7 separate regions of the Mus musculus genome follow, and all the other regions are linked to region 6. The links are chromatin loops, found by intact Hi-C in ENCODE. Cell type or tissue: left cerebral cortex. All regions are shown on one strand.

Region 1 (4,000 bases), 320 kb before region 6:
GGAATCTCATAAAGTTGATCTCATCAAAGTTGAGACTGGAATTAGCAGAGTCTGGGAACAGCGGAAGGAAGAAGGATGGAGAAGTTGGTCAGTGGGTACCATGCCACAGTTAGGAGAAAAATGTTCTGATGTTATAGTATACAGCAAGGTGACTAAAGAAAAAGACCACATGATTTATATTTCCAAAAGGCTAGAACAAAGTATTTTTAATTTACTTCAACCACAAAGAAGTGGTAAATGTTTGAGAATATAAACAAAGGTCTAAGTGTGCAGATGTGCTTGCCCTGACTTGATAATTACATGTATGTGGCTATATTAAATATCACACAGGGGCTGGAGAGATGGCTCCATGGTTAACAGTGCTGGCTATCCTTGCAGAAGACGCAGGTTCAGTTCCCAGGATGCCCTGCTTTGGCTCACAGCCATCTGTAAATCCAATTCCAGAGAACCTAACACCGTCTTCAAGCCTCTGCATTTCATGCGCATAGTGTGGATGTACACAAGGAAGCAAAACACTCATCATAAAATAAACTAAATCTGCATTTTTTGAAGAAGTAAATAAATACTTTTTAAACCATCATATGATAGTAAAATAAATACTTTAAGTACTGTTTAGAATATGCAGAAGAAGCTGACCAGCTTGCTCACTGCCCCGATTGTGATCATTGGCCAAGTTGATGCGTTATGTAACCACTTGACAGTGTGGCCTTGCTTTCTTCCACTCAAATGGATGTGTCCATTGATGCTGACAAACTGAGGAAATGCTCTTCTCCTGGAGCCAGGTTTCTTGCAGAAAAAATAGCTGGATAAGAAGACAGAGTGGGGAATCTTGAAGGGTCACCACAGGAGCTGGTAACGATTCTAGAGGCCAGGGGAAGATGCAAGAGACAACATGGAGACAGGAAATAGGTCGTTGAAGGATGGATATATATGAAATTCATGCCACACTCAACACCAGCCAACTAGCCTTGAAGGGATGAGCCTTCTGCCCCAACCTCTGGATTTCTATAGCTGCCTGTGCACACCTCCACCCCATATGCTTTAACCAGTTTCTGTAAGTGTTGCAGACTTGCTAAAGGCCTGAGGTCCCCTCTGCCTGTTTCCTTCCCCTGGAATGTGGAAGGGGCTGAGCTCTGAGCTATGTTATGGAAGTTATGGAAGAAGGAAGATACAGGAGGATACAGGAATGGTAGGGGAAGATGCAGTTCCAGGGGTGGTGTGAGGCTTCCTCTAGGAACTAGGCTTTCAGATTCGAGCTGTCTCTCACCTGCTGGGGAGGCACCATCAGATAAGATCAATGAGGCTTATAGACTAGGAAATCCCTTACTTTTCTCCACCCTTCCGTTTCTCTGGGGCTTTGTGCCTTTCCGAGAAACAGCATCATATACTCCTCTTCAGGGGGAAGCACAAACACAGTAAATAAACAGTACAGTCCAAGCGAGCTCCTCCTCCCTGCCAATTAGCTGCAGAGAAGCAGGATTTTTTTTTTCCTGGGGGCTGGGGAAGAGATCCTGGCCCCAGTGGCCTCCTAGATTCCTGGGGAGAATGGCTCCAGATTTAGGGAACAGCCCCAGGGGTGTGACTGAGGGAGTCTGGGGGAGAACTGGCCAAATAATCAGGGCATTCACTCGGGGGCTTTGTTTGCTGTTTCAGTGCAAATTAGCAATTAGCAGTGCCTGGCATTGGGCCACCTCCCTTCCAAGGCCAACTGGCAGCACGTGTCGTTTTGTTCTTGGCTGGAGACCCACAGACTGGGTGGCAAGAAATAGGCTCTGTGGAGCCAGGACCAAAAGCATTATGGTCCTTTTTACCTAGCAGTCTGCCCCCACTCGGAGGCATCATGCCCAAGAGATCACCCCAACCGACTGCCTTCATTGTGGACAGAGGATGCACTGTGGAGGGAACTTCTGATCTATAGGGGCCTTCACAGAGGAACCGGAACAAAAGAAAATGCTATGCACAGGCCCTACTACCTTTGAAGGGATGGAGCCAAAACCAAACTCTCCTGCCTCAGAATTCTCATAACCAGAGATACTCATACTGGAGCTGCCTGTGAGCCCTGGAGGACTTCAGATACACAAATTACTTCCTATCATTTGCATTTCTAATGACTTCCTGGGGGTGGGAAACACTGATGCAGTGAACCAACCACACTTAGGTGCCCTGAAACATTCCTCATAGCCAGCGCTGGGGAAGTGAAGAAAGGCAAGTTCTTGGGTCCCGCTAGTTGACTAAGCTTGCCACACTGGTGGGGTCCAGGACAGTGAGAGAACCTGTCTCAAAAAAAAAAAAAAAAAAAAAAAAAACAGCATCCTGAGAAACGATACCTGAGGTTGACTTCTGACCTCTGCATCTACAGACAGGTTTACAAACATAAATACATGCATATCCTCAGGCACATAATGGTAGGACTTCACAAAACCAGGGGGGTGGGGTGGGGGATTGAGTTCTAGGATGAGTCAGCAGATCAGCATGGGGAAAACAAGAGAACCAAGGATCCCAGCGAATCTCTAGACACCAAATAAGACAAAGGAACATGTGTCTTTTGAAATAATGCACTAACTCCTTGTGGAGAGCAGGAGGCACAGAATTAAGCAAACTGAAAGGTCCATTGCTGGTTTCCTGAGAATCCATGAAAAAGAATTGGCCTTACAAACGATGGGGACACGGTCCAGGAACCGTAGCTCTTCCTTCAAGGGGCAACCTGCTCAAGACTGATGAAACTCCAGCCTCCAAGGGTTAGAATAGGTTTGAACTTCAAACCTTTGCTTTTGCTGGGGACAGCCCTGAAGCTAGTAGACACAGCAAATAAATCCATGGGTTTCCCAGTTAAATTTGAGTTTCAGATAAGTGATAGGTATGAATTTAGCCTATTTATGGCCCAATCTGTCTCAGTAATGGTCAGAATACATGAGAATACTGCAGAAAGATGGAATCTGATTGCCTTTTCTAGCATTTCTTCTGTCTTGCCATCACTTCCTACTTCCTGCTCCACTTCCTGTTTGTCAATCACAGCTGTACATGGTGTCCACAATAGCTTTACAGCCAGTACATTTTAGCTTCTCCTGTCCCCTTAAGGCACCCAGTTCAACAGGAATCAATACACTCCCCTCCCTCTCTGTCTGCAGATGCCATCTAAGGACCCTGTTTCTGTCTTCTCAGCCCCCCCACCCCCAGGTGATGAAATCCCAACTGTTCTTGGAAAGTGGAGATTTCAGTCCTTCAGGCCCAGGAATGAATGACAGCAGATATGGAAGAAGACCCTTGTGGGAGGGGAACATCGAGGTACCTTCACTCCATAAACACACACAAGGTGGGGTCCAAATTCCTGGGGCTCACCTAAGCAGAGCAGGAGGAATAGAAGCCACGTGGTCATGTGAGAGCAGCCCCCCAACCGCAGCCCAGCTAGGTAATTAAAAGCATGAGGGTCTAGCCCCCACATCCTGACCCAAGACCAGGCACGGGTTAGAACTGCAGCTTTGTTGCTTGGTTTGACTCATTAATTCAATCCAGACACTGAGTTTTTGAGGAATTATAATGTCCTCAGCACTCGGCCGGGGACCACAGAGGTTGGAAAACTCTTAGAATTTGGACTCACAGACCTGGTTCCCAAGAAGGCCTTAGAATCAGCGAAAAATCAGGCTGAGGGCCAGGCTCTGGCTCTGACCTTGGCTGTAAGGTACCCATCCTGCTCTCCCACTCAGAACAGTAGACCTAGCTGAGCACACACAAGTTGAGAGAGGACCTTCTGTACACAGGAAACACCCTTCCAGGACTCCAGCACACAAAACTCCCAGGGAAATGTGTGCACAGTCTGTGGTGGCAATGGGTGAAAAAGAGAATACTGGGTGATGGAAAATATCTTCTGTCCCTAAGCAAGAGATATGCTTCTGTAATGGTGACCCGGTCTCCTGTACTGTCTGGTTTGGTGTGTCAACTTGACACAAGGTAAATTCATCACGGAGAAGGAAGTCTCAGTTAAGGAAGGACCTCCATGAGA
Region 2 (4,000 bases), 120 kb before region 6:
CCCGCAGGGGTGAGATTATGTTATGTCTCCCAATGGGACATGTCTAAGGAGGTTCATGGCAGCCTTTAGGCTCTCAGGCAACCCACAGACCAGAGCTTATTCATACAGAGTCCTTCTTCCTGTGATAAGCAGGATGGTCAAAGAAGAGGAGTCACCTAAGTACAAGACAACCAAGAGCTTTTCAAAGCTGAGCGTTTCTGAAATAATTCACCAGGCATTCTGGGCTGGGGAGACAGACAGGGTCGGAAGTGGCTACAGGGAGAACCAGGCAAGTGTTCTCTCCTAAAGGTGCCTGCCTGTGCTACCGAATAACTGGAGAGAGCTGCATGGAGAGCCTGGGTGAGCTCAGACCCAGACTCCACTCTGGAAAGACCAGTGAATGAAGCAGACAGCATTCCTTGCCCTGGGTGAGCTCACATGCTAGTAAGAAACAGGCCGATATTGTAATAAACATGTCCAGAGAGAGCACCCATTTGTCTCCTGCCTAGTGTGGTTCCGCTGTGGGTTACTATTCCATCCACATATCAGTTAACAGTGTCTTCAGTAGAGTTCAAAGAACAACATTCGAACAATAGAGAAAGAGCCAGATGCTTAGAACTCTGTCCTATCCTAGTGCTTCATGCAACTTGATGGTGAGGTTTAGACCCCACCCAGGAGCAGCTGATTAAGAAAAGCTCCTAGTGCCCTGGAGGGGGTGGAGAGCTGGAACCCAGCAGCCTGGCTACCAGCCCCCACTTACCCTCTGACAGCAGGTATTTATGCCTGGAGACCTGGAGGCGCTGTTCTACTTAGAGTGACCCCAAGGGCTGCCAGGCCAAGACGGTGTTTGGAGGAGGCTGTAAATTAGGCCTGGAATTCTAGGGATAAACATCTTCAGGATTTATTCCTGCAGCAGATCCCAGGAGGGGCTGGCTTCAGAGTAATCACAAAGCCCAGACAAGGGTCTGTAGTCTGCTCCTGAAGCCCCTCCTCAACATGCACACCAGGAGGGCGGTGTCTGAGGAAGGTGCTTTCAATTCTTTCACTCTGGGAGGGAGCCGCCCTGACCAGGCAGGACTCCTGAGGCCTCTGTGCTTCCAGTGTCTCAGAAATACCTGCACTCTCCTGCATGTTCCTTCCTGCATCAGCACCTCCAGCCAGTGATGTTCTGTATAATGCAAAGAGCCTGGGATGCAGAAGCTAACGGTGGGGATGGGGAGGTTCTCAGAACCAACTGTTCATTATGGACCACACTTTCTCTGTCTCTACAGCTCTGGGTCTTTATTTATAAACCCGGCTAAGCAGGAAGGAAATTCTCACGGTCATATTGAATATCTGTATGAGTTTGCTAGGCTCTCATAATCAAGTACCATACATGGGGCTTGAACATAGGTTCATTTCCCTCTCAGCTGTAGCGGGCCCCCAAGTCTGTGATCCCTGGAATCAGTGGGTTTAATTCCTCCAGTAGCCTCTATCCTTGTCCTTATCTTCCCAAGGAGCTGTCTCCAGGGGTCTTCACCTGAGCTCCCTACCTCTTCCTATGAGGATACCAGGCTTTTCCAACTTGAGCTGTTCTCCATGACCTCTGTAAGGGGCCTGTTTCCAAACTGTCACATTTTTATCCCTTTTAACTCTTAGGTCTAGGGTAGACCCAACTCAGCACCTGATCCATCTGAGGCTATATAAAGTACGTTTCTGAGAGGGAAAGGCTCACCCAAATACCACTCTATGCCATACATACATGCCCACATTTAGGGAATGTCAGAGTCCCCATCACCCACACAGCCATCTCTTGTGAAAATAAGGAGTTTGGGGAGGAGTAGCGACCTCTCAATGTTAGTTTATGGGATCCCTTCACCTACAAGGTCCCCAGCAGGATTTCCGCAGATGGTTTACCGCTGACTTGCAGGCTTCAGGGTAATGGAGTGGACAGGTACCAGGGCACCGCTGGGAAAGAGCAGGCTCCAAGCTCATCAGATAAGGCAGGACAGGGCAGCAGCCCTCTTTATCAGCGACTAACATGCTCAAAGGCGGGACCTGAGGCCTGGGGTCTCTGTAGGAAGAAAGTGGACAGTCTCAAGGGGATTAGCTACAAGATGTCAGTTTCTAAACACAAGCCAGGCCAGACATCAGGCTTGAGCCCTGGAGCCTGCCTGCTGCGTGGCTGAGACAGGGTTGGGAGAATGAGTTAGTGTCTGCGTGGGCTCTGGCTGCCAGATGCCCACGGTAAGAGTTGCCAGTGGGTTGACACTGAGTAGCACTCACACTAGCTACCATCATTCATTTTACTGCTCATTCATTCATTCGTTCACTATGCCAGGTCTGTTCTCACTGAATGTGTGGGCTCTGGGAAACAGCGGAGGGAAAACAAAAAACAAAAAACAAAACAGAATCCAGACTCAGGACTCAGGCAAGCAGAGTCTGGCAGCGAGAATCTAGGCAGGGACGCTGCCCACACAGTGGTTCCAAGTTAGTAAAGGAAATTCGAGCTGGAGAGGTAACAGGTATGGGGATGGGATTGGTCATCTCCCATTGTGGGGTGGGGGAGTCAATGCTGACTGCCAGAGAAGAGTGAAGAGAGCCACCAGTCCCCATGCTAGCTAGTGGCATGAGGAGAGGAACCACTGCAGTGAGGCCCAGAGTCAGCCAGGGGCACCAAACAAAACAGGCCTCCCTGCTGAGGGGCACTGGGATCTCTAACAGTGATAGACCCTTGAGGCTCAGGGTAGGGGTGGGGCCAGAGCAGCGAGGCCTGGGACCAGACCTTCAGTTCACAAGAAGACTCACCCAGGCCAAACCCCCCTCAGAAAACACCTGAGAAGCCTGGGGAAGGGGTTTCCTACTGGCTTCTTCAGGGGCTACCTTCTTAGCTGAAAAGACAATGAAACTTCAGAGGAAAAAAACAGACTAATTCACGGAAGCGCATCTCGCAGCATCTGTTCTCAGGGATAGGTTATTTCTCCGCTGCTGGTGAAATGAGCCAATTCAAGCCAGATTAGATTATATTAAAGGCAGGTTTATTGGGAAGCTGCTCTCGGGAGAGCTCACTGGCCCCGAGGATTGGTGGGGTGGGTTGTGGGGGCAGAGAGAAAGGGCACCCACACAAAGAAAGGAAAGAAAGAATAGAGAGACCAAAATGTCTGGATTATATAGGGAAGAGCCTCTTGGGGGAAGGGCAGCCTAGCTCCTGGGCTGGAAAGTTCGGGGTGAGGGTGGGGGGGGAGGCAGGGTATCCCAGGTAGGGACTGAGGGATGCTGGGAGGACCTGGAGGCCAGGTCTGCTCTGCTATGTAAAATATGCGCCTCAGTCCCTTGTCCCAGGTTGGACACCAAACACTCAGAAGAGGTTCCCAAAAAGCTTCTCATGGTGGGTGTGTGCTTGGCCAGCAGAGCTCACCATCTCTGCCAGATTGTTCTTCCTTCATTGGGTTTTCTGGAGGATTAGATGGCTTCCCTTGTGGAGAAACCGAGACACTAAAGGCTATCAGTTATACCCAGGCCTTCTCATCATGACTTAGGAGGCTGACTTTCACCTGGGGCTACGTGGGAGAGCAGAACCCACCTCAGATTAGTGATGAGGGAGAAAGCTTTTAAAGAACCAGAAGAGAGGACACTGAAGGTCTTTCTACAAAGAGTAATGGCCTTGTGAGGAGACAGGAGGGGCTGAGAGTCTCCATCACTAAATGCTCTCTGGCTAGGGAACAAGCAAGACCCAGGGGATAACAGCAGCTGGAATGCCTGGGGTCTCACCTCAACAATATCCATTTCTGGGGCTTGGACAGAGGAAGCCCCATGGGTTCTGTTCTCAGAGTCTTTCTGATTGATGGCAGAGGTCTGGACCAGATAGTTCCAGGTTCTTGGCTCTTTATTTAAGAAACTGAAATATTGGCTCACAAATTAGAAAAGGTTTGAGGAGGCTTCATTTGAGGCAAATTTAAGGAGCAGGTCTGAAGGCATTGAAGGGGACCAGCAGGCTTCAGGGTGAAAGAAATCAAAGGTCCTGATGGTTACTCAGAATTAC
Region 3 (4,000 bases), 260 kb before region 6:
AGGGCCAATCAAATTAGAGAGCCATCCAAGAAGTCACACTGTGACAATTCTAAAATATGTATGGGGCTGTTTATGTAGATATCTGCCATTTCAGTTGCCCTCGGTTTTCCCTACAGCCTCTCCAAACCTCAGCGCCTGGGACCACATCAAGCATAGTGTGTATCGGGAGTTGGGGGGCAGGGTCCCCAGTCTGACGAAACTGGTTATGTCCACCTGCCCTTTCTTTCAGTTTCCTGAGTAAAGCTTAAATCTCCAATAGAGTGCTGTCACTGTTGGGCAGGCCTAGTTAGGGGACCGAGTTTCAGTCCTGCTATGCCTAACAAAACCATTACAGAATAAAACAAACCTCAACCACACGCTCCCCACCACTTAGTTATTGAGAACATCTTCGGGTTTTGCCTAGCTATGCTTTTTTTTTTTTTAAGCTCTAATAAAACAATAATCCTTTGGGCCCTCAGACCACCAGGATGTAAGTCAAACGAAATCTCCAGTTAGCATCCCCACTTCTCTCCCAGCTCAGGCCATAGCAAGTCCGGGAAGTTGGCCCCAGAGTCGTTTTCCACCAGGCCGCCCTAAAGAAGGGTGGGTTCATAGGGAAATGTCACTTTGGTCAGCAGCAACAGCCCGGCTCTGGGCCACCTTCCTCAAGCTTTAGGCCCAGGGAGGGGCTGTCTTTTCAAAGACGTTTAATCCCCAGATAAAAATCGTTCCTCAGCATCACGCCATTGAATTTGCAACGCTATTATGTAGGGCGAAATAATCGGAGGAAACGAGGAAAACTTGGGAATTTCCCGTGCTCCTGAAATATCTTCGAGCGGGTTCGCTGGGGAAAGGAAGCCTAAGGGCCGCAAGGACCTAGGACTATCCTGGAACACGTCGCTGGCTGCTGGGTCCGCTTCAAAAGCCTGGTCCAACACATTCGGACACTATAGCAAAGTGGTTAATAGGGAGCTCTTTTGGTTGTCTTGTTGTCTCCACCACCACCACCATCCCCCCTAGTCCGCGATCGTCCCCTCTTGCTAAATCATCCACCCGCCCAAAACACCAAGTTTCTGCTTAAAATTAGATGCGCGGTGGGGCAGGAGTTTTGCAGAACTCCGGAACCCTTTGAGAGGTTCTTTAAATGGGGAGCGCGAGGTTACGGCTGTCTACCAGTAGAAAGTGAAACTCCGCAGAGCTAGGATGTACTGGCCGCTGCGCCCATCCAAGTTGAGGTGCAAAATAACTGAGTTTAGGGTCAGGTGGAGAAGCAGGGCACCCCTGGTGTCCTGACTACCGGAAGAATAAGAAGGTCCACAGACACCCGCGCGCTACAAGTGAAGTGACAGGCTCGGAGGCACTGAGCCAAGGCAAGGAGCGCGGACTAAGCTTTGCCTGCTTTAGGCCTCTAACTCTCTTCCTGGGTGGGAGTGGGAAGAGGCTCAAAGGCGGTCTTCCCGCCAACGCAACCTCTGCACGGCCTCCAGGTACCCAGTTGCAGGTACGCCGACGCCCGAGACAAGCCGGCGCCGGCGCGCGGCCTGGCGCCCTCGGGCCCCACACCCCCTCTTGGCCCCTTCGCTCTCCATCCAGGGCTGGCTACTTACTGGCTGGGGGCGGGGAGAAGCGGGGACTCTGCATCCACGGGGTCCGATCTAGTTTCTCGGGGCTTTCGGCCTTCACCAGAGCATCTTCTGGCAGCTTGAGGAGTCCTCCGACTGAGAAATGGCCGAGAGGCCGCGGCGAGGAGGGCGCATCCGGGGCGCCCAGAGACCCGGGCCGGGTGCCCAAGTGCTGCACCGAGCCACCCGCTGCCTGAGCCCCTTCGGAGGCCACCAGGACGCTCTCCTTGGCCCCGGGCTTCCTGTGATCGGCCATGAGGGCCTCCACGCTGAAGGGCAGGAGTGAAGCGGGCACTTTGGGCTTGGCCCCCTCCTCATCTGTGCCCATGGCGGTTGCGGTGGCCGCAGCAGCCCCGGGGGCTTGGCCAACGCCTCCCCCAGCAGGCTTGGCGAAGGCGGAGTCCTCCACTTTGACACCGAGTGGCAAAGAAGTCATAGCAGCAGCCGGGGCCATGCAGAGCCGGACCCCCCCTCCAGCCGCAGCTCGAGACAGCCCTGGATCATGGGTTTCGGGCAGGCTGGGAGCGCGACCGGCTTCTGCGAGCTCCTGACCGGCTTCTGCGAGCTCCTGGGTTCCTGGCCCGGCCGGCTCTCGCGCGCGAGCCTCCTGCGGCTTCCCCAGAAGGCCAACTCGAGCGAGCGGGGCCTGGATCCCTGCGCCGCTCAGGCCGAGTTCCCAGGCGCACTCGCCGGCTCCGGGTCCGCCGCCGCTCCCCTGAGAACTTGTTAATAAGGCAAGGCCAGCGTGGCAGCGGCCAATCAGAGCGCGAGGGGGCGGGTCCGGAGAGAACCATTGGGCTGTGCTCGTGCCCCGAGGCGCGCTCGGCCTGGGGGCGCTCGGGGAAGGGCCTGACCCGCACAGGCGGGACAGAGCCGGAGGTACCTGGGGAGCTTTTCCGCCTAGCTAAGTCAGGTGGGCATCGGTCCGGCTGGACCCCCACACTCCTGGATGTGGATTCTACCAAGTTCCAGAGGGACTTTTCTTTACTAGTCCTTCTCTTCTGCCAGTCGTCCTCCACCATCCTTTACCCACTTCTTCTGTTCCTCTCCATAGACTACTTTCTTTCCACAGTTTCTCTTATGGTCTGTGCTATTTCTTTCTGTCCCCTTTCCCTCTTCTGGCCCCCTTTCTCGACCACAATTCACTTACAATTTTTTTTTTCTTTTGGTGTTTGCTTTGAATGTTCATAGTTATTTGTCAGAGTAGCAAGGGATAATACTAATTTCTTTTTTTAAAAAAGCCGCCCTAAGTGTCTTATGTCTTCCAATCTTCAAAAATTTACCTCGGAGTAAAAATGGGCCTTTGTCTCCAGGGCTGGACAAAGTTAATCAAAGAAAGTACAGGTCCTGTTGGTTCTGTGGGTACGGGAACAAGTAACATGATCTGGGAAATGAGTTTGGTTCTCATGCAAACACGTACCCCCTCCCTATACGTACTTTTTCTCCAGAAAGTTACACCTCTACCAGAGAACTGCTACTAGCCAAAGAAGCCACTGGATGCCTTGGGTGAAGACCGAAATAAGACCAACAGAACCCACCAACAATCTGGCCTCAACATGACCTCAGACAATGAATCCTCAAAAACAATCACACTTCACTAACTGTGGGTCTGTCTGCTGGTGCAGAGTGGAGGCCCATTTGATGGGCCAGTAGGAAAAATAAGCAGTTCCTGGAGGTATATCTTTGGTGCAAGGCTTAAGAAGTTTTGTTTGCCCGATTTCGAAGGAAACGTGTTTTGTTTTGTTTTGTTTTGTTTTGTTTGACTGATACAAAAAGAAGGAAAGTTGGAGTGGGGACCACAGAAGACCTTGTAAACTGGGTTCGAACAGGCTGTTGGGGAGTTGGGGGGGGGGGGGCTTTTCTTTATATGGCCTCTTATCCCAGGGCCCAGGCTCGCGGCTCCGGGGGAGGTGGAGGAGGTGATTGGCGGCTCACCGGGACTGTGCATTGATGACTGCCGGGCTCTAATCTCCAGGAAACACAAGGGGCTGCCGTGGCCATTTAGGGGTAATTATCCGAGCACGGAGGGATAGCGAATTCCCTGGCCTTTTAACTGGGCGCAATAAAAAGCTGTAGATTAGGGGCGACCAGATTAAGGAAAATGAATTACTTTATTACCCAGACGGCGTCCGGGGTCTGGAGGGAGGGGTTGGGCTGCGGACGCCAGAGAGATCGGAGCCTCACATCTGCCCACAGGGCCTGGAGAAATAGGAAGGCCTGGGGCGGGTTCGGGAATACTCGCTTCTGTGAAATGTCTGGATTTCTTACGTTTCTGAGGCTGTGAGGAGGCACTGCGTAGGGCTTGGGACTCAAGCTCATTTAGGCCCAGCTGGACGCCCGCTGTACTGGGTCCCCTGAGGTTTGTTCCATGTGTATGGGAAGTAGAAGCCATACCGTCC
Region 4 (4,000 bases), 790 kb before region 6:
TTTCCTGTCCTGGAACACATGACCATGGCACTCCATGGAGAGAACCCTGACAATCAGTCACATAGGGGCAGTGCCCGAAGCCCCTCCACAGGCAGATGAGGCATTGCTAAAACCCCAGACCAAGCCAATAGAACGCGTCTGCTTTTAGAGCCCACACCACCCCAAAATGTATACAAAACCCTGTCCAGAAGGAATCAAGTGCGAGGGTTATTTCATCTAAGATAGTCTGAGAACGTCTGTCATGTAAGAGCGGGGACACTTTTGAGGAAGCAAGTTCTCTCCCGCAGGCTACATGAGACTCCTTCCCCTTGCTGGCTCCATGTAGAGGCCACGGAAGAGACCGGGCAGCTCGCCCAGATCCGAATCCCCCTCCCTGTCTGTGTTGGCCCACCATGTAGCGTTAGATCAACTTCCCCTCCCCTTTGAAAAGCAAGCCTCTGGCAACTGGAGCCTGGCCAGATCTCTGCAGATCTCTGCAGATAGTTTCTGGTGCACAGACTGGCACTGGGTGTTGGGATAGATGAAGCCCCAGTTTTCTGAGGAACTGCCATGTTGATTTTCATCGTGGTTGTACAAGCTTCTACTCACACCAGCAGTGGAGGAGAGTGGTCCCCGTGCTTCATAACCTCGCCAGCATGATCTGCCACTTGTATTACGTATCTTAGCCATTCCGACAGGTTCAACACTTTTTGGATATTCTAAAAAAAAAAAAAAGACTTTAGATATTTTAGAGAGGATTTGAACTTTTAAAAGGACTTTGGGTATTTTATTTAATTTTTTGAAAGCGTCTACATTTTATTACTGGACAAACCACACCACCAATTGAGGTATGAGTAAAAATATTCCAGGTTAAAAATATTCAACTCTGGGCTGGAGAGATGAGTTCAATTCTCAATAGCCACATGGTGGCTCACAACCATCTGTAATGAAACCCAATGTTCTCTTCTGCTGTGTCTGAAGACAGCTACAGTGTATTCATATAAATGAAACAAATAAATCTTTAAATAAAATGTTGAACTCCATCTGGCAGGACTGATGGATGACCACAGCTTGTATAAACCCTCAGCCTTGCCACCGTGTGGATCCTGGCAGACCCAGCTTCGTTCTCCTCTAGGGTCTTCTCTTAGAGCTGCACCTGGCTTTGTTACCAGTTTCCATCCAGATCCACTGAGGAAAAGGATGCCTTTGCTTTTGTTTCTTGGCCAGGAATCGCTTGATTCTGAAAGTCTTGTCAGAAGACATGGCGAGAAGCCGAGTCAGGCGTAGCACGCACGATGGTGGAGGAGTGGAGAAGCTTGACTTTGGATATTTTAAAGAGACGAAACTTTTAAGGTGGATTTTAAGGCCTATGGGACTTTTGAAAATATGCTGTTTTCTATTGTGATACTAACATTAAAACGATATCCTGGGTACAGATGAAAAAGGAAGATGGTAGTTGAGTAGTGATGTTTTGGGAGGGACTCTTAGTTGAGGAAAGCCCCCATAAGATTGCACTGTAGGTAAATCTGTAGGGCATTTTCTTAGTGGTTGACATGTAAGGGCCCAGCTTATTGTGGGTGATGCCACCCTTGGGCAGATGGTCCTGAATACTATAAGAAAGCAGGCTGAGCAAGCCACGAGGAGCAAGCCAGTAAGCAGTGTTTCTCTAAGGCTCTGTATTAGTTCTTGCTTCCAGGTTCCTGCCTAAGGTTCCTGCCAACAGTGATGGACTGCGAGATGGAACCATAAGCTGAAATAAACCCTTCCCTTCCCAAGTTGCTTTTGGTCATTGTGTTTTATCACACAATAGAAACCCTAAGTTTTCAGGTTACCTGTCCAGTATTAATGCTGGAGGAGTAGAGCAACGCGATTTATGTTTTCCACAGTCACACCATCAAACCAGAGGACTTAGGTGAGAATAGTGGCCCCCATGCAAGCAGTTTTCTTGCGGGAAGGAAATAGAGTTTTTCCAGATTCTTCAGGTGACATGCTACATCTGAGCCACCAGAGGGCACTGTGGACCCAGGCCGGGAACCAACCCCATTCTGGTTGGGAAACATGGTTGATCTTCTAATTTCTAAAGTGCTTGGCTTCTGAGCATGAGGACCTTCTGGCCAGGCGGCCTCTCCTAATTCCAGGCCAATGAGAAGCCTCTCCCCCATCCTTCCCTCTCCGCCGGCCCCCAAATTGGATAAAAGTAGATAAAGGCCAGGTGGCACAACCTTTGCCCTTGGGACTGTGGAGCCTGAATCCCTGATCTCTGAGTTTAAGGTCAGCTCTGGCCTCTACATGTACACACACACACACACACACACACACACACACACACACACACACACACTCAGACACACACACACACACACACACACACACACACACACACACACACACACAGCTGCTTTCTAATTAGCCAGTTGTCATTTTCCTAAAATTCCCAGGAAGTCCAGAAGATTTCTGAGAGGACTCCTAAGTGACAGAAACCAGTGGGCTGTGCTGTTCTGGGCTTGCCAGAGTAGGCACACATTGACCTGTCACTGAGATGAATGGTTGGGTACAGTTGGCATCTACTGGGTAGAGCCCAGGGTTGCTCCCATTGTCCTTCAATGCACAGGACAGCCTGGGTTCCCACATGCCCGAAACAGGCAAGAACAACTCCTGGAGTAGAACTCTTTATTCAGGCTGAGCCAGGGTTGGCTCACGTGCAGGAGGTTAAGGCACAGGAGGCTGGGGGATGGAAGTAGGGGAGGAAGAAGGAAAGTTGGTTGCTGCCCCAGCCAAGTCCTTAGTCAGGAGCTCTCAAAAGCCTCAAACGTCACTCCTAGACACGATGGTGTTCCTCGAGAGGTGTTTCCTAAGAACAGCTAACCTGAAGGTGTGTTTTCACTGAGTGACAGCTCTCATCTCAAGTGAAACAGTGTGTGCCACCTACAACCTCCCATCTCCAAATGGGTCTGCCTCTGACATGATAGACTCCATCCTTGCCATCAGCAACGTTCACACCTGAACAATGAGTGATCATACCCAAATGTTGACAGTGATGACGGGGAATCCTTGATGCTGCTCCTGGAAGAGATAGCCTGAGTGGGAATGATCTCTGGCCTATGGAAGTACGGCTGGTTTGAAAGCTTACGGAAGCCCTTATCATCCCTCAGAAGGGGCAGGTGACCTGTGGGCATCTCCTCAGATGAAAGTTTCCTCTCCTCAGTGAAGCCTGATGGTAGGAACAGCATCCTTCTATGCCCTCCCTGCCCACAGAGGACCTCTTGTGGTATGTGACAGGCAAGTGTGGTCCCCATGTTCTGAGTGGTTCAGAACATAGCCAGGGGAACTCCATGGCTATGCCAAGAACATTGGCCTTGGGACTCACACATCCTTCTATCAGAGCCAACAGATAGAAATACCAAGGCCAAAAGTTGGTCCTGGTTGGGACCCTGACAGCCAGAACCAGGGACAGGAGATGACTGTGGAGCAGTGGAGGTGAACCAGTGGCCTCAGGCCAGGAAAATACCAGTGATGCTAAGACCCAGATGGGCAGAACTTCATGCATGCTGGAATCAGGGGTCTTCAATCTCCAATCAGACTGCTAGACAGCATCAAGATACTGTGTGAAACTGGAGGGTGTGGGTAAGAGGGCCGTTCTGAGGGAGCAAGAGACCAAGGCAAGAGGACCAAAAAGAGGTGACAGTGGAGATGTTACATTCTCAAGGCATGTCCCCACCATCTCCAATGATCCCAGGCACTTGATGCTATTGTCTCGCTCTCTAAGGCAGGTGGCATCCCCTCTCTCAAGACTGGCCTTTTCTTCTGTCCCCCGGTCCCAAGAGGAAGTGAGGTGCGTGCAGACCCATCTCAGCTGGAGCTACAGATTGCTTCCTTTCTGCAGTATCTTGCTTGTGCTTTCTCCATCGCCAGCTTCGCTGTCCTGCTGATCCAGCCTTCCGCCGCTGTGGACACGGATGGGAGGCGATGCTGAGTAGGTTGTACTGTGGATGCAGGACCAGCCAGAAGAAGTAAAACTTCA
Region 5 (4,000 bases), 140 kb before region 6:
ACCATGGACAAAAGCCACTTGGAGATAATGTCTTCTTTCATCTTACAACTCCCAAGTCACAATCTAGCACTGGGGGAAGTCCAGATAGGAATTTGAAGCCAGGAAATGTAGCAGAGATCATGGAGGAATCCGGCCTATTGCCTTGTTTGGCCTGCTTTCTTAGACACCCCAGGAACACTGGCTTGGGGGTAGGATAACCCATAGTGGAATACTCCCTCCCACATCAAGCATTAATCAAGAAAGCACCCCATAGACTAGTCTACAAGCTAATCTTATGGAGGCATTTTATTTTTTCAAGTTGAGGTTCCCTTTTTTTTCAGATGACCTGGGTTTGTGTCAAGTTGACAAAAACTAACCAGCACAGTCTAATGCCACAGAAACTCTTCCTCTACACCATTACAAAAATTTACCAAATTCAAGTCAATGCAGAGCTTGCCTCTTAGAGCCAAATTAAGGAAAGAAAAGTCAGGAATTGAAAACCTTAGCCATGACCCTGTGGCCACCCTGCATGGGAGAGATGGAGAGCAAGGTCTGGTATCGTGGAGGCTGTGGTATTTGGAGATTAGGTCTTGGGCTTGGGAATGATGGGGAGATGCAGGGAACCTCTGGACTCCAACCTAGAGAGTAGACAGAGAAGCCTTTTGGCCAGCCTCAGGAGCTGACCCACAAGCTTCAGCAGAATGGTCTCGGCTGTTCACACCGTGCTCATCTATATTCACACCGCCATACTCACCTGTATTCACATATTCCTGGGGTGTAACTCTCCATGTGATTGGAGAATCCTGAGGCCCGAGATATTTAAGGCCAGGCTATCATCACAACTAAAGATATCCTCACTGTGTTAGAAATTAAGTCAATAGCCTAAGGTGTTAGATTTGTGTTACTACCATAAACTGCTCAAGGCCAATAACTTCATAAAGAAGGTTTATCTAACTCAGTTTAGAGGTTCAAAATCCAAGACTGCATAGGTTTCACTGATTTGGCTAACTTGTATTGGAATGAGAACAACCACCTCTCCAACTGTTACATAGAAAGGACAGGAAGGATCCTGTGCTCTTCTCTGAAAGCATGCTTTCCATGACCTAAGGACCAACCCCAGCACCCACTCTTAAAGGTCCTAGCACCTCCCCATTCCATTAGCCAGGGACTGAGCCTTTAACATGTTGGTGTCCTATGAGATATCACCATCATTCACACTAGTGTGGATGAGGTGCAGATGTGGGGTGCCTGTGGGAAAAAGCATATGCAAAATTCTCCTTGGAGATGCATCAAGTTGGCTGCACAGTTGTGTCCACTCAAAATGGATATAGTCCACACACATGCCATCCATAATTTCAAAACCAAGTGCAGCTAAGAGAATGGTTATATTCCATTGGTTCTCCCTGAATCCCCTGGCCCCAACTAGTCCAGGGCTTGCCCAAAGGCCAGTCTTGGGATGGCATATTGATGTTCTCAATTGATGCTCTCACTTCCCAAATGACTCTAGCTTGTGTCAACTTGACATAAAACACTAGCCAGCACAGATAGGAGAGAGGGAGGGAAGAAGGGGTAGATGGATAGAGGGATGGATGGATGGGTAGATGGTTGGGTGCATAGATGCATAGACAAATGGATGGGTGGATAGATAAGATAGGATAATGGTGTTATGGTAAATATTAATTGGGGGTTTCTACCCCACCTTAGATCCCAAATAAAAGACACAACACCTTTGTATTTATAATAAGTCTTAAAAAGCATGAGAACTGGACAGATATCAACCCTCTATGCTATTTTATCTACTTCCCTGTCAATAATCCTGAGATATGACTCGCTGTGTTCTGCCTGGGCAGCTCCTACTCCAACTGGCTGGTCCTCATGGCCATGCTCTCATGATCCACCTACCCCATGGTATCGTCCTCTTTCTTCCCTCTCTCTCCTCTCTCCTCATGGTCTCTGACTCAGATTCCAAGCACTGGGAACCAAAACCTTGCCACCTCTCTTCTACCCAACAACAGGCTGTAGGCATCTTTATTAACCAAACAGGGCTAACCTGGGGTGCAAGATTACACAGCATCACTTTATGTACATGAGGATTTCCTCAAGGGAACAATCAGATCTTGGGGCCCAGTGTTTAGGATTACAATACATAGCAACAGACTAAACCTCACCAGGATGGAATGGCTGAAAATGGATGGGTGAGTGGATGGATGGATGGATGGATGGATGGATGGGTGGGTAGATGGGTGGATCAACAGAATGGATAGAAATGGATGGGTGGGTGGATATATAAGTATATGGAATAGATGAATGGATTGGTAGATGGGTAGGTGTGTGCCTTGAATGGATATGTGGATGGGTGTCAGGATAGATGAAGGGAACTGACAGAAATGGATGGTTGGGTGGGTGGGTACATGGATGGGAGATGGATGGGTGGGTGAGTGGGTACATGGATGGTAGATGGATGGGTGGAAATGGGTGGATGAACAGCATTTCAGAACTATAAGGAGACAGTCAGATTAATGTACTCCTTCTATCTCAAGTGATCAGAGGCCTGAAGCGAAGAAGTGTGAACTTAAGATTTTTTTCTCAAGACTTCTTATTGGATGGATATGGCATGTACCCCACAAAGGCTCATATATTGAAGGCTTATCTGTTATCTGGTAGTGTTATTTTGGGGGAGGCTCTAGAAACTTTAGGCAGTGGGTACTAATTGGAAGAAGTAAATCATTAGAGACATGTTCTTGGACTTCTATTGTCCTCTTTGGCTTCTGGTATGCTATGAGGGGAGAGGTCTCTGCAACATGCTTCTGCTACCAGGATGGTGAGTCACACCCTGCTCCCAGAATCAACAGAACCAAGGTTTCAAGTCTCTGAAACCTTGAAGATAAATAAGTTCTCTCCCCCTTGAGTTGATGCCCTCTGGCATTTAGTCACAGCCACATAAAAGATCACACTACCCATAATCCCTTTGCCATTTCTGAGGGTCCCAAGCTGCCCATGACACTGCCTTGCTTTATCTCACAAACTTCAGTGGGGCAGGAAGGTGTGTTCAGGGTCCTGCTCATGTCTGGAATCTCCAGTTCTCCCTGGCAATCTAGACACTGGAAGAGGTGTAGTCAGAGGCAAGGGGACTTCAAGGTCTAGAGTCTTGCTAACTGGCTATGCAACTTTAAGAATGTAACTTGGCCACTCAGACATTAGAGGATGTCATTTCACAAGGCTTTCTCATTAAAGCAAGACAAGAAATCACCTCAATATTGGCCCAGCCTTGTGAAGCCTTGTCAATCATTCCATGAGCTGAGGAAAGAAAACTAATATACCTCTCAATGGCAGGGAGTTGTGTGTGGCAGGGCACTTCAGCAACATTGAGGTATCCTTGTCCTGCAGCCATGGTGGCTTCTACAGCTTAAGTAGAATGGCTTGTCACTCTAGAAAGACTGCTTTGGCCAGACTAGAGCTGCAAGTGAAAGGCACACTTAAGGAAGACCCCAGGCCAAGGTCAGAGCTGCTGGGGGTGGAACACTGGCGCAACAGCAATCTACTGCTTGGCATCACTAGAGAGAGAGAGGCAGTTGGGAGAGACGCAGTAAATATGGCAATTGCTTAGTCACAGACTATCTGAATAGGGCCAGAATTTCAGTTAAGAGCTGGCCACTCAAAACCAACGAGTTCTTCCCTGTCACAGAAGACAAGATGTCTATATGCCATTGAAAGGCCTAACAGAGAGGGTCATACACTGTCCTCCCATCATACAGGTTCACCCATTGGTGAGACAAGAGGAAGGCACCCAGCCTGGATGATGCCCAAGGCATCCTTGGAGGGATTCCATACCACCCATACTGCATAGTCCAGAGGCCATAGCAGACTATACTCACACAAGTTGTGGGCCTTCCTCTTCAGCTGTACAGGCCATTCTGCACACACACACGCGCACACACACACACACCCCACAAAGAACAAAGCTTTAAGTGCCCATGAACAAGCACTCCAGAAATGACTTCCAACTAGTGAGGAACTTGAA
Region 6 (4,000 bases):
TCTTTCAAGCAAAGCATTTCCCATAATTTTTGTGGGTTTTTATTTAAGTTGGGAAAACTTTGGAAGTTTGTGTGAAAGTATAAATAAATTTAGGAAAGTCATGATTAGAGTTTGATAGTAAACACTCAGCAGCAAATTGGGAAAGTCTATTAAAGTCAGATGTAGCTTTTAATAATGTTTGCTTAAAAACTTACTCTAAATAAGAGAGAAACAGTGACTTATGTGGGTTTGGAACAAAGGCTTGGCCATGATTCAGAATAAAAGCTGAATTGGAATTTTCTACATGAGGTTTCTGTGACACAATCATTAAGAGCCTTAGTGATTGTTACAGGATCTCCACAATGCCCTTTCTTAGTAAGTGCAGAAGTCGCTTGTATATCCATATGTGTGTGTGTTCCAATTTAAAGGCAAAACAATTTCCAATAAAATTTAACATTTTTTTCCTTGAAATAAACCTATGTGGAGATTCACAATTCTGCAATGAGAGAAGAAAGTAACTTTGTTTTGCTTAGTTATTGAAATATACTAAAATACAGATATATAGATATAGATAAAAATAAAATTTAAAACTTCAAATCTGTTTCAAATTCCAGATTTGTTGTGAGTTTGACCTGGAAGGCAGTCCATGCTTCAGCCCCTCTGTTCTCTCGGGCTAGGGAAGCTGCTGCAGCCCCCGAGGCTAATTCCAAAAGAGCGGAGGCTGCAGCTCGCCAGCTGTTACCCGGGGCTTGGAATAGTGATGGGGCTAGCATCTGACTGAGCCGGCTGAAGGCTCCTAAAAACCGTTTGACTCTTCTTTCTCCAAAACAGGCCTCCGTGGTCCTTAAAGTGGGTGTGCTTATTGTTGGGGCACTGTGCTACATTTTGATAAGTATCATTGCTGACAAATTGAGACATGATTTTAAAGTAAAATTCTTTGTTATGATAAGAACAGAAATGTTTATATTTGTATTTTTAAACATTTTAGTCATCTGAAAAAAAAATTGCTCAAGAAAGTCCACACTTGTCTTTACTCAGTTGACTGTGAGACCTCTCGCACATGAGTTTTAAATATGAACTCTAAGTAGAGACTTGAAAATACTTTGTGTCCCAGTGAAATCATTTTTGAAAGTATGGGATTTGAGTCTCTTAGTTAAGGTCTAGTGTCTATCTTTATTTTCCTAACTGTTCTATTCCACCCTAGAATGCTATGTCAGGAGCCAAGTAGTCTATCCTGTTTGAATGTTTAAGTAAACTCATTTTTATCACGCAAGTCTTCACTTTGTAACATTTAGCAGTTGTCAGTTTGCTGCAGTTACTTAAGTTCTAGAAACCTGGGTTTGTTTGTTTGTTTGTTTTTTAACATTTCCACTTTTTTAAAGAACATGTATTAGAACATTTTGTAACTTATCCCTTGAAACAGAACTTTCTGCAGTGTGTGTGAGAGAGAGACCATAATGAGGGAAAGGAATCTCTATTTTTTGAGGACAGAGAATGATTAGGCGAGGCCCTGGATTTCCTTGGAATGCCGGCTTCGGTGCTGTTGGCAGAGGCCAGCATACTCGGCCTTTCATTCCCATTCACTCAGCTGAATGAGGACCGTGGAGCCAGGCTGTGGATCTTGTTACCAAACCCTCTCTCCAAAGAGAAAGAGTGCTTGCTCGGTCCTTTGCTTGCATTTTGCTAAAGAAGTAGGCTAGTGCAGAGCAGAGCTCTTCTGTTATCAGAGCAGGTTTTCTGTTGAGTGTGAATGATTGACATCTATCAGGCAGCAGAGACAGTGCATGCCTGGCTCCCTCTGTACCGCTCACAGTTGCTTTTGCTGGTCCCTTGCTGATGTGAAGCAGAAACTGAACAAGGTAACAGTTTTGATGGTGAGATTAGAGGTAGCCAGGCAGACTGTCTCCTGCCTTTTAGAGACCCTCATAAGCTCAGGCCACCCCCTCCCCTTGTTTAGATATTATTTGCTCTTTTGAGTTTCGGATTACAGGAGCAATTGATCTGCATGACCTATCTTGAGAACTTTAACTTTGCAGTGGAAACTTAAACCAAATGTGTATCCTCAAGAGACAAATCATCTTAGGACCAGGCTGCTGTCACTTTGATGTACTGTGCTGCTTGCAGGGGACCCATGCGGTAGAGAGCGCCACCTAGTGAATGCAACTTGTAGTTGCTACTGTGGGTGATGAAAGGCTAGAAAATTGGTCTAATGCTTGTTCTTGGATCACAAAGAAATGAGTTTTTATGTTGTTCCTAGCAAGTAATGTGGCCAGGATTCTAAGAGGATGAGATGGAGAGTATTTGACTCTTATCTGTGGTTTTCCCACTTGGATTTTAATTTATGTTTATTATTGCTGTCTTTACACATAGTTCCTCCCCTACTGTTGTGATCAATGTTGGGGGGGGGGTGTCTGTGTGTGTGTGTGTGTGTGTGTGTGTGTGTTGTGTAGCAGTCTTTAGTCTTCAGGGACTTCATGGACCAGATAAACCCATTCTGTTGCCGCAGATTCCATTCGTCCCAAGGATGAGGATGAGGATGAAGATGAGCTACTGATCACAAGTTGGCTCTGAGGTCATGTGCCTCTGGTATATACAAATATGTTTACAGTATCCATGAAAAACCCATTTATACATTGTAACTGCCAATTAACTCTTTAATGCTTTTTTTTAAAATGGCAAGTTCTTGATAAAATAGCTCTCTCTTTGGTTTGTTGAATGATTGTAGACATTTGTTGGGATGGAAAGTATGCCAGGCCTTCAGAATCCAAAGTGAACAAGACACTGTTCTGAGCTTTGTAATCCTTGTCCATAGAAGGGAGTGGACACCATGTAGGATGCGCTGTAATGGATATCAGATGCTACTCTGCTAAGTATTTTCTGCTATGGATGGGGAAAAAAATCCTTTAGCAAATGTTTTTGAAGAAGCCAGTAAGTAAAACCAATGGCTCATTTTATGAACGCCTTGGTGCAGGGCAGTAGTAGAAGGCAGCATAACAGCGTCTTTCTGCTTTGTCTATTGGGCTCAAGTTTATTTCACAGAGTCCAAGTTTTGGAAGTGCATGGCAAAGAATTCAAAACAACAGGATGTTCACTCTGGGGTTGACCATGGATTTTGGATCCTGGCTTTCTCATTCATTAGCTGTGTGACTTTGACAGGTCTCCTCATTAGTGTAAATGTGATCAGCAGTGCAGGGCCTCTTTCACAAGAGCAGGGCATATGATGACTGTGCATGGAGGTCACTGTGAGCAATGGGCCTCGGGAAAAGTGTGGAGGGAGTCTGAAGGGGATATGGTAGGAAGAGAGAGGCCTTGAGGGCCGAGGAAAGATTCTCAGGAGATTGTACTGGGCAGGACCGACTGGTTGGTAGGTGTAGCCCATAGAAACTTGCCTGGCAAAAGCCTGTTGCTACTTGCTGTGGAAGACCTTGAACTATGAACCAGGGGGTGGGTGAATCCCCACCCCTCTCATTGGTTTGGTTTCTCAGGGCCTCATCAGGATGAGTATTTCATCTCACCAGCTGCAACACTGTGCATGGCTGCCCTTAACATGACTCCCAAGGCTACTAACCAGGGCCTCTGGTCCATACCCGAAGGAGCCAGTCTCTGCCTTTAGTTAGAAAGGCTAAGCTGCTCCGAGGTTCATGTCATTGTAGTTGTGTGTTCTGGTCATCTTATACTCTGTTCAGTAGAATTACAAGAGGCCACCATAATTTTCACTGAACTCCTGCATTTAGCCCAAATGACAGACCAAACCAAAATGGAGTCATTCATGCTAAATGTGGCTGAATCATTTTTTTGGGGGGTGCAGGAGATCCTAGTTTATTAGTGTGACAAGGAGACTCCAAAAGCAGTGCCAAGAAGTTGGCTCAGTGTTGGCTGGGCCCGACCTACAGCTCAGGCTTCTGTTGCTGCCCTGCGAAAGCCCAGTGTCTTGCTGAAGGAGAGTAGAGGCCAGCTCTTCATGAATGGCAGGCCAAGCCAGTGTAATCTGGGGCATGCACATGTGTTTTGTGCATGCATG
Region 7 (4,000 bases), 190 kb before region 6:
TTGAATGACCCCTGGTCTTCTTCCCCCACCTCGCAAGGGTTAATCAGCCTTCCTGCAGAGCGGCTGGGCGGCTCGGAAGGAGGCAGCGAAGCGGCCTGGCGGCAGGCTGCTTTCATTACTTTGATGGGATACATGTGCTTGGCTTTATCTCCGGCCCTTTCTCCGTAATTCAGCGCTTGAACGTCTCAGCTGTCGGCCGATCTGCAGACAATTGCTTGGGGTAATACTATCCGGAAAAAGCTGATAAAACGCAGATGTGCCGAGGCCTCTGAAATTTGCGGTTTGCTAAGTGGTTCGAGCGATGCTTGCCTGCGGCCGGGGCGCTTCCCGGAGAGGCTGGGAACTGAGGGGTGGGAGGTGAATTCCCCCACCCCCCACCCCCACCCCCGAGTGAAAGGTTGAGTAGAGGAAGTGACTATAGAAATTTTTTTCTCTGTAATTAGGAAGATCAGCCAATAGAAAGTGGGAGGGAGATGGGACTGTGCTAAAAGACTAGGCAAACAGCTCGCCCTGGGGTCCCCTCCTACCCAGTCTAGTGGCTGGGGCATGTAGGAATAGGACATCCGGCTTCCCCTGTGTAGCCCGGAGGGCGTAGGGATGAGAATTCTCACAAGGAGCCGTGTATGGGCTGTGTGGCCTTGGGTAGCTCCTTTCCCTCTCTTACACGGTCAGTTACCTACCAGTTACCTATGGGGATTGGGGCATGCCAGCAGGTGGCCTGTGTACTGTAGTTGCCAGGTGTCTGTAAGCTTCCTTTTCTTCTCACTGGGAAGCGTAAGTAGCTCGCTGCCGTCGCCATATGAACAACACAGAGATTCCCTTTGAACGACAGGCAGGGGACCAGGTTGTGAGACTCCGAGATCTGGATTTCTGAAGTCAAAATTACTGTGCTTGAGAAATAGCCATCACTGGGTGCTTGGGAGTAGGGGTTAGAGTGGAGTCCCTCAGCCCTGTCCCGGAATACCCAGATCACCTGGCTCAGGTGATTAAACAGGTTCCTTGGTGGGAGTGGCCTGAGACCCTGCATGTGATGTCAGTGGTACAGGGATGGAGAGGAACTCCAGGCATCTGCTCCAGGGTAGGTAGATTTGTCCCCCCACCCCTTACACTTCTCAAGTCTAGGTGGCTTCTGTTGCCCAAAGAAGGCAGGCAATGTGGCTGGTGTCATCCAGCACATGAGGGCAGAGCCAGACCTCTCTCCACCAGACTCTCCGGTCATCACACTGTATAACTAACTGGCCCAATTTGCAGGTTCATGGGGAAGTGTCCCAAAGACAGTATACTTGACTTTGCCTGTTCCAAACTGTTTCTGTGACAAAGGACACAGCACAGGGAATGAGCATGAGGCTGTGCTGTCCTGGAGGCCATGGCTAAGGGTTCCCAGAACACAGAGTAGCCTGGCTTCACAGAGGCAAAGGGCCTCATTGGGGACAGTTCTGGATCAACAGTCACAGAAAGAGAGCCAAGGCAGAACTCCCAAGGTAAATGAGAAGGATGAACGCCACACTTCCTTTTGCATCGTGTTATTGAGAGTACCCATGTGAAGTGCATCATCCTTACCCATTTTTCAGATGAGGGGACTGAGGCTCAGATGGCATCCACTCCTGCCCAAAGTCGTCTTCTGATCAGATCAGAGCTGAGATTGACAACCAAGCTCCTCTGGAAGTATCTGATTCCAAAGCCTATACTTGGTGTCTGTCCCCCACTGCTTCTAGACAGACAAACAGGACCAGGGGTGGTGGGCAGATGCTGCAGGCTCTGTCAGGGTCTCTGAACTTTAGGACAGAACCTGAGGGCAGGGGCTGCCTTGAAAAGGCCGGTTGGTAATTAAAGGGCAGCGTGTGCAGTTCCCACCTCTCAGAGAAAGAGGGCGTCTGTCCCCCGCTGGGGTGTGGGCAGAGCTGGTAGCAATTTTCCCACAATGTGTAAATTAGTCAGTTTCCCAGTCTGTAAACCCGGCCTTTGAAGCGACCCTAATGAAGCACTCCATTAGGGTTTAATGATGGCTGCCTCCAGCAGGACTCAGCCCAGGCCTTTTGATGTCTGGGGGCCACGGGTTGGAGGCTCAACTTATCTAACTGCCCCGGCAGGCTTAGAAAAAAAAAAAAAAGTCAAAAAGCCCCCTTAGAGAAGTTGAAAATTTTTTAATGAAAAAAGTTAGCCCTGGTCTGACTGATGGTGGCACTTCAAAGCCTGTGCAAACTAAATTGCTGTGGACTGCTTAATTCAAAAGTGTTCCCTCGCGGGTGACAGCCCAGCAGTGACAAAATACAATTGGCAACAGGAGCCGGCAAGATCAAAGGCTGCCTATTGTAATGGCTTTGTTGCGTGAAGAATGGTGCATTGTCGGGACTTTTGAAGCCTTTTTCTTTTCTTTTCTTTCCCCTATTTTTTTTCTTGGCTCCAGCGCCATCCTGGGAGCCCCCCTACCCCCCTCAGAATCTATGTGTATAAATACATGTAATTACACCCTTCTGATAAGGCACTTCTGTTGGCAGAGGAGGCGGCAGACTGCCCGAGGTTCTGGAGGTCTGTGGCGCTAGGGAACATTGGTTAGCGTCTAAAAATCATGCCTGTGTTTTTGTTAAAAAAGGCCCTGTGAGTCACCCCGAGGGTGAATTTAAGCTAATATCCACTCATCATCTTCAGGGCTATTTTAGGATTTTCTTCAGATTAAAACAGCTCTGTCTAGAGCCTCCCTCGTGGGAGGAGGAGAAGATGCCAGGGTCCTGGTCCCCTTGGTTCTCCCAGCCTCTGTTTCCCCAGGCATAGCCTAGAGGTTCATTTACTAACTCCACATGAGTTTATTGAATCTGTGACTTGAAAAATGTTTCTCTGTAGGGTCACCAAGGACTGAGATGATTCAGAATGTGGAAGCTCACTGCCTCCCTTGGCTTCTTCGCCGCCCCTCCCCCTCTCTAGGCCTGCTTCCAGTCTGTAGTTCACCTGCTTCCAAAACCTCGACCTTCATCACGAACACAGATCCAAGCTGAGGTACTCAAGAGTCACACCTGAGACCCCAAGACAGGTGGAAGGACGTTGGACCCCAGGACCTAGGACTGTGCAATCAATGCTCCCACCCCACAGCAGACCCTCACTCCCAGTCCTTTGGCTCCCAGGACCCATTTTCTTCTCCAGGAAGCTCATGGCCTCTATCTTGCCAGGTCTCCTGGAGTTTCCCAGCTGGACAGAAAGTTCAGATGAGAGGGGACCAAAAGCCTTTACATACAACCAGCATTGCAGAAGCCTCTGGAATCTTCTCCTGCCATGTTCTTAGCCATCAGAAGCAGCTAGGGCATTTGTGAGCTGGGTTGAGGCTGGGACAACAGGGGACCTGGGGACTGTTAAGAAGCAAGAACATGTCTGCTTCTTTTATGACCTTCAATATTAGCCACCAGGAAGTTGCCCCATGAAGCCCACGACCTCGTATCACTAACTCGGCTTGAATTGATTAAGGAGACTGGGATGAGAATAATTAGAGACCTTTCTGTTGATGACATCTCGTCTCCTGGTGGTGGAATTTGCTTCTGCATCCTCTGGCATCCCCTTAGGTCCCCACAGATACTACTAGCAGGTTCTGTCTTCCCAAAGCACCTCGGTTCTATGGCAGGACAGGGTTAGTGAGCCCTCTGATTGTGGTACATGGCCTCAGGGCTAAAGGGAGGACAGGGAGAAAGCTTCTGTTTGCATCTGCCTTGTCTTGCATCCTTATTTTCTTCTCAATTTCTGTGCTCTCTGTCCTTTTGTTTTTAAACCTCATTGACACCAGGAATGCTAATTTTCCAAACATTATAAGCAAACATTCAGGGGGTAGGGAGCACCACATTAAAACTTCCACGCCAAAGGCTTAAGTTTCCATCTTAAGTTTCTAAGCATGCTATCCCAGTGTCTATGTGAAGTCCCCAGTGTCTCCCATGATTCTCCTGCTAATCATGATGGGGACCCAGCACTCAGCAAGGTCCCACCCTCTCTCCATAATCATACACAAGTATGCGCAAAC

What was found. Hi-C counts contacts between places; a loop is a spot of excess contacts. Peaks named below come from ENCODE experiments on the same cell type or tissue, not always from the same donor. Only the 100,000 strongest peaks of a DNase experiment are listed, where the experiment ranks them.
Region 1: it touches region 6 in a loop (4-fold over the local background); 8 of 42 quality-filtered maps call a loop at or near these places.
Region 2: a loop joins it to region 6, with 2.2 times the contacts of the local background. A loop is called at or near these places in 3 of 42 quality-filtered maps.
Region 3: it touches region 6 in a loop (4-fold over the local background); 21 of 42 quality-filtered maps call a loop at or near these places.
Region 4: a loop joins it to region 6, with 5 times the contacts of the local background. A loop is called at or near these places in 18 of 42 quality-filtered maps.
Region 5: a loop joins it to region 6, with 3 times the contacts of the local background. A loop is called at or near these places in 3 of 42 quality-filtered maps.
Region 7: it touches region 6 in a loop (4-fold over the local background); 11 of 42 quality-filtered maps call a loop at or near these places.

Annotation. Positions count from the first base shown.
Region 1 is chr5:37,767,558-37,771,557 of GRCm38, forward strand. All of the region lies in intron 2 of Gm40286 (a long non-coding RNA gene), which reads right to left. Among named protein-coding and RNA genes, the nearest start is that of Gm40286, 4.6 kb to the right of the region's middle. In left cerebral cortex, no CTCF peak of the experiment used is centred here; a DNase peak (open chromatin) is centred at 1,694.
Region 2 is chr5:37,961,901-37,965,900 of GRCm38, forward strand. No RefSeq gene overlaps it. Among named protein-coding and RNA genes, the nearest start is that of Gm40289, 8.0 kb to the right of the region's middle. In left cerebral cortex, no CTCF peak of the experiment used is centred here; a DNase peak (open chromatin) is centred at 2,147.
Region 3 is chr5:37,822,279-37,826,278 of GRCm38, forward strand. Msx1 (msh homeobox 1) reads right to left here and starts at 2,307. Exons shown (of 2, transcript NM_010835.2): 1 at 1,587-2,307. The coding sequence starts at 2,055. Gm33993 (a long non-coding RNA gene) reads left to right here and starts at 3,477. Exons shown (of 6, transcript XR_868362.1): 1 at 3,477-3,608. It also overlaps Msx1os. RefSeq lists an enhancer at 3,391-4,000. In left cerebral cortex, no CTCF peak of the experiment used is centred here; DNase peaks (open chromatin) are centred at 74, 1,117 and 2,340; H3K4me3 peaks cover 2,001 bases.
Region 4 is chr5:37,296,539-37,300,538 of GRCm38, forward strand. Evc (EvC ciliary complex subunit 1) reads right to left here. Exons shown (of 21, transcript NM_021292.2): 21 at 2,633-3,962. The coding sequence ends at 3,839. It also overlaps the pseudogene Gm42935. Among named protein-coding and RNA genes, the nearest start is that of Evc, 38 kb to the right of the region's middle. In left cerebral cortex, a CTCF peak has its summit at 1,984 (motif pointing right); a DNase peak (open chromatin) is centred at 2,009.
Region 5 is chr5:37,945,521-37,949,520 of GRCm38, forward strand. No RefSeq gene overlaps it. Among named protein-coding and RNA genes, the nearest start is that of Gm40289, 24 kb to the right of the region's middle. In left cerebral cortex, no CTCF peak of the experiment used is centred here; no DNase peak of the experiment used is centred here.
Region 6 is chr5:38,084,106-38,088,105 of GRCm38, forward strand. All of the region lies in intron 1 of Stx18 (syntaxin 18), which reads left to right. Among named protein-coding and RNA genes, the nearest start is that of Stx18, 47 kb to the left of the region's middle. RefSeq lists an enhancer at 1,272-2,565. In left cerebral cortex, a CTCF peak has its summit at 2,129 (motif pointing left); DNase peaks (open chromatin) are centred at 1,600 and 2,122; H3K27ac peaks cover 427 bases.
Region 7 is chr5:37,893,669-37,897,668 of GRCm38, forward strand. Gm20052 (predicted gene, 20052) reads left to right here and starts at 104. Exons shown (of 2, transcript NR_153822.1): 1 at 104-220; 2 at 2,842-4,000. In left cerebral cortex, a CTCF peak has its summit at 1,867; DNase peaks (open chromatin) are centred at 1,927 and 2,294; H3K4me3 peaks cover 317 bases.